2 separate regions of the Homo sapiens genome follow, and region 2 is linked to region 1. Evidence: read pairs that join two places in POLR2A ChIA-PET (ENCODE). Cell type or tissue: HepG2. All regions are shown on one strand. Links, peaks and the distances in the headings refer to the core of each region. The heading gives the core; the rest is flanking DNA.

What was found. ChIA-PET counts read pairs that join two places held together with the same protein. Peaks named below come from ENCODE experiments on the same cell type or tissue, not always from the same donor. Only the 100,000 strongest peaks of a DNase experiment are listed, where the experiment ranks them.
Region 2: POLR2A ChIA-PET joins it to region 1 with 9 read pairs; 3 of 35 experiments call an interaction of 5 or more read pairs at or near these places.

The regions. Positions count from the first base shown.
Region 1 is chr14:103,153,485-103,157,870 of GRCh38, reverse strand. No RefSeq gene overlaps it. Among named protein-coding and RNA genes, the nearest start is that of TNFAIP2, 32 kb to the right of the region's middle. RefSeq lists enhancers at 304-1,041, 1,042-1,780, 2,505-2,799. In HepG2, for the core only: no CTCF peak of the experiment used is centred there; a DNase peak (open chromatin) is centred at 2,670.
Region 2 is chr14:103,416,547-103,420,932 of GRCh38, reverse strand. The region is part of intron 2 of MARK3 (microtubule affinity regulating kinase 3); the gene reads right to left. Among named protein-coding and RNA genes, the nearest start is that of MARK3, 33 kb to the right of the region's middle. RefSeq lists enhancers at 2,272-2,341, 2,352-2,461. In HepG2, for the core only: no CTCF peak of the experiment used is centred there; no DNase peak of the experiment used is centred there.

The DNA of each region.
Region 1 (4,386 bases), core at 198-4,197:
GTTAACCCTAGGCTTGATGCTGCTTGGGTCTCATCTAATGGAGTTCTCATGCAAGACCCAAAGGGCCAATCTTTCCAAGTAACTTGGAAAAAGTAACTCGGTGCCTTGATCTGAGGGGATCGTCCGACGGAAGCTCCAAGTTTTTAAATTTTTTTCAGAGACAGGGTCTCGCTCTGTCACCCAGGCTGGAGAGCAGTGCTGCGACTGTGGCTCACTGCAGCCTCAAGCTCCAAGGCTCAAGCGATCCTCCCACCTCGGCCTCCTGAGTAGCTGGGACCACAGGCCCATGCCACTAAACTCGTGCTTTTTAAAAAGAAGGTTATATGTTGACATGATTACAAGACTTCCCAGATTTCAAAAGTGTTTCAACCAGCACTTTGGTGAAAAACGTTGGAGTCTGTGTTTCCCTCGCACTGACTTTTTGCATTGCTTGGTGTTAGCGAGCTGCCCCGCCTCCTCTGTAGTGAGAAGTGGGTCATAAATCACCCACCCGTGGCTCAGAAGAAGTACTCAGGACCTGGGTGAAGGGGCAGGGAAGGGATGGACCCGGGAGAGGGCTTGTCCCACCACTAGGGTGAGAAAGCAGCTCCGCGGAAGGGAAACTGCGCCTCTGCAACTCCCCAGAGAGCCTCCCGCAAGGCCTGGACCTGGCTGAGTCCCCGCGTGCCCTGGGGTAGGGGCTCCCATAGCCCCCAGAGCTTCCTCTACAGCCAGTTTGTGCTGCCCACAGTGGGCCGGGGCCTCTCCCCCTGGGAAGCTGAGTGTCCCACAGTCCTGGGCAGTCCTTGGGGCCACCACCTGGCAGAGGTGCTCCCTGTAGTGGTCACAGCCTTCGCTGGAGCTGCCTGAGGCTGTCCTGCCTTTCCCAGGACTTCGCTGGGACTGCTGGCCTTTGGAGGAAGCTGGGAAGCACCTGAGCACTCGGGAGAGACTGGGCTAGTCTGGAGCTGTCTCTTGGTCCCCAGGGTGAGGGATGGGAGGGCTGAAGCTTGGTGAACAGGCTCGACCTGGACACATGTCATTGAGACAGCATCTGAAAGGGGCAGGCAGAGCCGTGACAGCCGGGACTTCCAGGGCGTTGCCACCAGCTATGGGGGAGTGTGCTGGGCCGTCCCGCTCCTGGGGAAGGATTTTCCATGTTCTCGTCTTACAGGAGAGAAAAGAGCCGACGAGAGACCCAGCCAAGTCCGTCCCAGGGGCTGTGTCACTCTGCTTGGGTATCCCAGGGGTGACCCAGCTTCTGTCCCCTGCCCAGCTGGCCCCAGTTCTGCTTCCCGGGGACTCAGACCTTCCCTCCCTTCAGTGCAAAGGGGCAGGGTAGGTCCTGGGCCCGCAAGGCCAGGCCTCAGTTTCCCCTTCCTCGTGACAGATTTGGCCCCGCCGGCCCCTCAGCCCACCTGGCTTTTGTCCTTGCAGCCTGGATGCCCTATTTCCTTGGGGACCCCAACACTGTTTTTTCTTTAAGTGAATCTAGAAAAACACATGGCCACACAGCCCTTGCCAAACAATTCCAGAACAATCCTTGGATCGCTTTGGAAAAAGTAAGCATTCCCCTTCCTCTCCCACTCTTCTGAACTCCACCCACCCATGCAGTGGGAGCGACTGAGATGCTCGCTGCTTTCAGGGGAAAGACCTGGGGGCCGAGGGCACCTGACAGAGTTGCCCCTGCCCAGGCCTGCATGGGGTGAAGCTAGGCAGGGCCCTTCACTGCAAAAATGTTTGGGCTCGGGAAGGACCCCAGGGCTCCTGCACGTATGAGGGCCAGGCTATTTGACGGAGATGGGGCCAAGGTCATGGCAACGGGAGGATGTGGGAGGGTGGACAGAGTTGGTCCTAGGACATGGGTCCTGCCCTTGAAGTTCCAGACTCTGCCCAACCCTGAGAATCAGCTGCCTTCCGGGGGGGGAGCCCCTCTGCTGACCAAGCCTGCCCTGTCCCCAAATGAGCATGGCTGCCCCCAGCCCAGGCTCCTCCTTCAGGCCTCTCTGCCCCAAACCCAGGACAAGCTGCTCATTCACCCCCAACAGGGGCAGAAACCAGGCAGTGAGGGTGACAGGATTTTACTGTGGGATCAGGGATGGTGGAACAACAGAGCAACCCAGAGGACACAGGACAAGTGAAGCCTGAGCCCAGCCTGTCTTGGGGTCCGAGCCTGTCTTGGGGTCCGAGCCTGTCCTGGGGTCCCAGCCTGTCCTGAGGTCCGAGCCTGTCCTGGGGTCCCAGCCTGTCCTGGGGTCCGAGCCTGTCCTGGGGTCCCAGCCTGTCCTGGGGTCCGAGCCTGTCCTGGGGTCCCAGCCTGTCCTGGGGTCCCGGCCTGTCCTGGGGTCCGAGCCTGTCCTGGGGTCCCGGCCTGTCCTGGGGTCCGAGCTTGTCCTGGGGTCCCGGCCTGTCCTGGGGTCCGAGCCTGTCCTGGGGTCTGAGGCTGTCCTGGGGTCCCAGCCTGTCCTGGGGTCCGAGCCTGTCCTGGGGTCCCAGCCTGTCCTGGGGGTCGCACACTGGCCCCTCCCACTGCCCCCCTTGGTGCGCTCTGTGCCTCTGCAGGCCTGGAGTCTGGACCAAAGTGCCTGACAGTGCTGGCCTTTGAAAAGGGAAGGGCCTGCCAGGCTCAGCCTCCAGGCTGCCAGGGCCCGGCCCTGACCTGGGTTGAACTCTTCATGGATGAGCTGGCAGAAGGACTGACCAACCTCGTGGGGAGATGTCCCAGCCCGGCCCTCAGGGAAGGTCCCACCCTCTGGCCTCAGCACACAACCAGCCATGTGACAGGTTCATACTCAAGAAAAATCCTAGGCACCCTTATTTAAGTAAAGCCGTAGGAATTTATTATATAGACTTTAAAAAATTTTTTTCTAGTTTTAAAAGCACTTCTTATAGAAAATGTTCAAATTAAATATCAAAATAAGAAATTTTAAATTACTCAAGCACTACAGGCATGAATATGTCTTAAATGCCTTTCCCCACTATATTTATGCAAAATACCATCTTGTTTGCAAAAATCTATACAGAGAAGACTCACCCACCATCCCACACATTTTAAAGGATTACGTGAAGTACAGATTGGATCCTGCCACCTTCCCCTTCCCCTTGAACATTTTGGTGCCAACGCATCTATATTAGCACAGCCATTCTGCACAGATACTGTTCTACAAATTTGCATTTTTCACTAATGTCATGTCACGGATGCTTTTCCAGATCAGTGGAAACAGATCTGCCTCCTTGTGTGAATGGCCACACTGCATTGTGTAGTATAACTGTTTTCCTCTTTCCTTCTTGCTGGATAGTTTGGGAGTTTCTAGTTTTCCCTACAACGAGAATCCTTGTATGAATAATGACAAAGGTTTGTCCTATTATTTCTGATAACATACATTCCCTACAAGTAGAATTATTACCTCAAAGATACTGTTCAATATCTCTTTATTAAGATACAAAATCTCTCTCTTTTTTTTTTTTTTTTTTTTTGAGAAGGTGTTTTGCTCTTATTGCCTAGACTGGGGTGCAATGGCATGATCTTGGGTCACCACAACCTCCTGGGTTCAAGCTATTCTCCTGCCTCAGCCTCCCGAGTAGCTGGGATTACAGGCGTGCGCCACCATGCCTGGCTAATTTTGTATTTTTAGTAGAGACGGGGTTTCTCCATGTTGGTCAGGCTGGTCTCGAACTCCCGGCGTCAGGTGATCCACCCACCTCGGCCTCCCAAAGTGCTGGGATTACAGGCGTGAGCCACCGCACCCAGCCTAGGATAAGAAATCTCTTTACTAAGGTAAAAACATTTCAGCAGGGATGCAAACCATCTCGTTTTTCTGAGGACTCTCCCAGGGACCTGTATGGCTTAAGAATCCAGAAATGTGATTATAACAGGGCTACTAAGGCAGCAGGTTATCAAGACAATCAAGCAGAATCCCAGGATTTGTTTGTTTGTTTGTTTGTTTTGAGACAAAATCTTGTTCTGTCTTGCCCAGGCTGGAGTGCCATGGTGTGATCTTGGCTCACTGCAGCCTCTGCCTTCCGGGTTCAAGCGATTCTCCTGTCTCAGCCTCCCGAGTAGCTGGGATTACAGGCGTCTGCCACCACACCCGGCTAATTTTGTATTTTTAGTAGAGACGGGGTTTCTCTACTAAAGGAGTTCAGGGTTTCTCAAACTCCTGACCTCAGGTGATCCACCCGCCTTGGCCTCCCAAAGTGCTGTGATTACAGGTGAGAGCCACCGCCCCCAGCCAGAATTCCAGGTTTTTATTTGAAGTTATTTTCAAAAACCATGGCCTCAGACTCTAAAGCCTTAGAAACACTGCAAGGCTCTTCTGTTTCAATAACAGTTCATGGTAATCAAGAGATTGGAAAGCTGATAACAGTTACAAAGTTTCACACAAGTTCTAATTTCCTATAGGAAAA
Region 2 (4,386 bases), core at 305-4,304, 260 kb before region 1:
CATCAACAAAAAGTACAAAAATGAAAAAAAAGGCATTAAATAGATCACAAAAAAGACACTGGTTTACGGCACAAAGACTGAAAAAAAGAAAGCAAAGTGTCCCCTTGTTGAACCTCAACTAGGGATGTGCATATTTTTTCACCGTTCTGCATATGTCCGAAAAGGATTACCAAAGCGCTGTACTGATTTGGGTGTTACAAATAAATTTTTTCGAACAGGTAAATTTGCAAATATAGAAACCACAAAAAAATGAGTATTAACTATCTGCCTGGAAATGAATAGTGGTGATGGTTGCCCAATAATGTACATATAGTTGATGTCACTGAACTACACACTTAAAAAATGGTTAAAATTATAACTTTTATGTTGTATGTATTTTACCACACACACAAAAAAAGTGTTGGCCAGGTGTGGTGGCTCATCCCTTTAATCCCAGCACTTTGGGAGGCCCAGGCAGAAGGATCACTTTAGCCCAGGAGTTCGAGACCAGCCTGAGCAACATGGGGATGCTTTGTCTCTGTAGAAAATACAAAAAATCAGCCGGATGTGGTAGTACACACCTCTGGTCCCAGCTACTCAGGAGGCTGAGGTGGAAGGACTGCTTGGGCCCAGGAGGTAGAGAGCTGCAGTGAGCCAAGATTGCACCACTGCACTCCAGGCTGGGCGACAGAGCAAGACTCTGTCTCAAAAAGAAAAAAAAATGTTCAAAACTGTGGAATTCCGTGATTTTTTATATATAGGGATTAGGCTTATATGGAGCTTTTTTCCTGCACATTAACCATACCTCCAGGTTGTACTAAAAGCATGCTGACTGTTTTTATGCTTTTTAGTTATATAACATATGTATTCTATATCTTATATGGAATATATAAATTATATCTTACACCAAGGCTTTCTTTCACCCTTGTCTGCTTGTTTCCAAAAGTTTCTGTTTCTTTTTCTTAAGAGACAGGATCTCGCTATGTTCCCCAGGCAGTGGCTATTCACAGAAGCAATCTTGATCCCAATCCCCATCCCACTGATCAGCAGAGGAATTTTGACCTGCTCCGTTTCTGGGCCAGTTCACCCCTCCCCTCAGACAACCTGGTAGACCCCTGCTCTTGGGATATAATTAATTTTTAATTGAAGCAAATCATTCTGGGTTTTAACTTTTTTTGTCAGTCACTACAGTTGTTTTGAATAAAAATTCATCACTGTCTACCCACCCCCAAGAAACCACTTGCTGAGTTTTGGTATAATGTCAAAGAACAATATCCACAATCACCTGAAAAGGTATTAATATGCTCCCTTCCTTTTGTAGCTACATTTCTTTATACACTTCAACCAAAACAACATACTTAAATAGTGTGAATGCAGAGCAGACACAGGAACCCAGCTAACTTCTATTAAGCCAGATATTAAAGGGGTTTGCAAAGAATTTAAACAATTCACTCTTTTCAATAATTTGCTTTGGAAAATAGTTGTTTTTCATAAAAATATGTTATTTACATTACCATGTAACAGGATTATTATTTTTGATGAATTAATATATATTTTAAGTTTCCTAAGTAATAACTTCCAATTCAGCAGCTATCAATACATATAACCCTAATAAATAAAAGCTTTGGGGAGTTCTCAATTTTCTATTTATTTATTTATTTATGAGACGGGGTCTCGCTCTGTCACCCAGGCTGGAGTACAGTGGTACAATCTCGGCTCACTGCAAGCTCCACCTCCCGGGTTCACGCCATTCTCCCACCTCAGCCTCCTGGTAGCTGGGACTACAGGCGCCCGCCACCACGCCCAGCTAATTTTGTTTTCGTATTTTTAGTAGAGACGGGGTTTCACCATGTTAGCCAGGATGGTCTCGATCTCCTGACCTCGTGATCCGCCCGCCTCAGCCTCCCAAAGTGCTGGGATTACAGGCGTGAGCCACCGCGCCCAGCCTCAATTTTCAATTTAAAGGAGTTCTGAGACAGAAACGTTTGAGAACTGCTGTTCTCATCAATGGCATTGTACACAACCACTGAAATGAACAATTATGACGATTAGTGGCAACGTAGAAAACTGCTTTGGATAAAATTCCGAGGGCGGAAAAAACAAGATACAAAATTATAATCAAAAATATGTTGAAAAAACATGTATATGGAAAATATACAAAAACAAAAATGGTATTCAGAATATTAGGATTGTGGGGTTTTTCTTCTCTATTCTCCAAACTTTCTGTAAAGTTGTTAACATAGTCTTCACCAACAAACTCGTGACTAAACATAAGCATTTATGCAAAGTCTCAGGAAGTTTCACACACCCCAGGATGAAGAAACGTGGTTTCAGGAGTGAAGCAACAGATGAAAAGGCAGGCGGGGGAGGACTAAGTGACTGAGGGGTGGGATCATCAGTTCCTCCCAGGCAGAAGAGAAGATTCTTATCTAGAGAAACTGGATACTCTCAGAAATCTAAGGACACAAATATCTGGGGTCTTCAATAAAAGCACCAGACAACTCCCAATAGGAAAGCTCTGTGGTCAAACATGTCCTATTCATACAAACACAGCTTGTGATCAGATGCTTAGGGCTCCACATTAGGTACAGACAACCAGAGGCTACCAGACATCCAGAGAAAGTCTCTATATGAAAGAGCGGTAACAAGAAAGAACCCCAGAAAAAAAGAGAAGCAATGCAGGGAACAAAAATCTACTTTATAAAAGAGCTAAAAAAAAAAAAAAAAAAAAAAAGCCTTTACTATTCTCAGGGAGTCAGCAGAAGAAACAACATTCATAATACCAGGGCTAGATGCTGTAAAGACAGTAACAACAAACAGATGAAAATGATCAAAGAGTGAGCTGGGGAGAGAAGAGGAGACACACACACAGCTTTCTTTCTTTTGAGACAGAGTTTTGCTCTGTCACCCAGGCTGGAGTGCAGTGGCGCGATCTCGGCTCACTGCAACCTCTGCCTCCCGGGTTCAAGAGATTTTCCTGCCTCAGCCTCCTGAGTAGCTGGGATTACAGGTGCGCGCCACCACGCCCAGCTAATTTTTTTGGATTTTTAGTAGAGGCAGGGTTTCACCATGTTGACCAGGCTGGTCTCAAACTCCTGACCTCAAGTGACACTTCTGCCTTAGCCTCCCCAAGTGCTGAGATTACAGGCATGAGTCACCGTGCCCGGCCCACACACACATTTTTAACAGAAAGAATGGAAGATGAAGTTAAAAATATCTCCCAGAAAGTAAAAACATAGAGATAGAAGATAGATTTTGAGGCTCTTTTCAAGCACTCCAGTCTCTGCTTAAGGATTCCAGAATGAAGATTTTTAAGTTAAAAAAGAGACAATTTTCCAGAACTGAAAGACAAAAACCTCTATATTAAAAGGGTCCAATGAGCACCAAGAACAATGAATGAAGACTAACCCTTGGCACCTCAATGGCTAATTTCTAAAAACCAAGGATAAACTTCCAGAAAGAAAAAAAATATTACATACTTAAGCTACTTACATGGTTATACTCCAGTCTTTGACATTCCCAATATCTGAAAACCTTTCATGATCCAAGTTTGAGCTTCCCATTCTTTAACTAACTTCTTCTACCTTCCTGCTCACTCAATCTAGTACTCTAATAACTGTTGGAACTTACCAGGATCTGTAATTCACTGACCCCACACCTTCATAGGGTCAGTCTTCCTCCTCAAGTTCTTAGTTCCTAATTATATCACTAATTTCATTGTGATGTTGTTGTATAACAATGCTCCTGGGGTGTTGTATAACAATGCTCCTTTGTCCTTTCACTATACTAATGTGACAAAACCCCAATCTCTGCAAATGCCATGCCTGCAGCTGGGCAACTGAATGTGGCTGGAGAGTAGCACAACGCCATGCTGACTCTTCCCACTTTAAATCCTTGGTCACCAACCTCAGGGAAGCCTTAAGGCTGCCTGGCAATTCTATTACATTTCTCTAGTCCATTCACTCTCCTGCTTATCTGGCAATTATTTTAACCTCCTCACATCTCTAATACATCTCCTCATCGTAGCAGATCAGTTTGCTTTCCATTTTACTGAAAAAACAGTTTGCACTCAGAAAATTTCTACAAGCTCCTACTACCATAAGGATCCCCTCACCTGCACTGATGCCGGCACCCTCTGCTTTCCTCCTATTTCTTTACTTTATTTTCTTTCTTTATTTTTTGAGACAGAGTTTTGCTCTTGTTGCCCAGGCTGGACTGCAGTGGTGCGATCTCGGCTCACCACAACCTCTGCCTCCTGGGTTCAAGCAATTCGCCTGCCTCAGCTTCCTGAGTAGCTGGGATTACAGGGGCACGCCACCATGCCCAGATAATTTTTTGTATTTTTAGTAGAGATGAGGTTTCACCATGTTGGCCAGGCTGGTCTCGAACTCCTGATATCAGGTGATC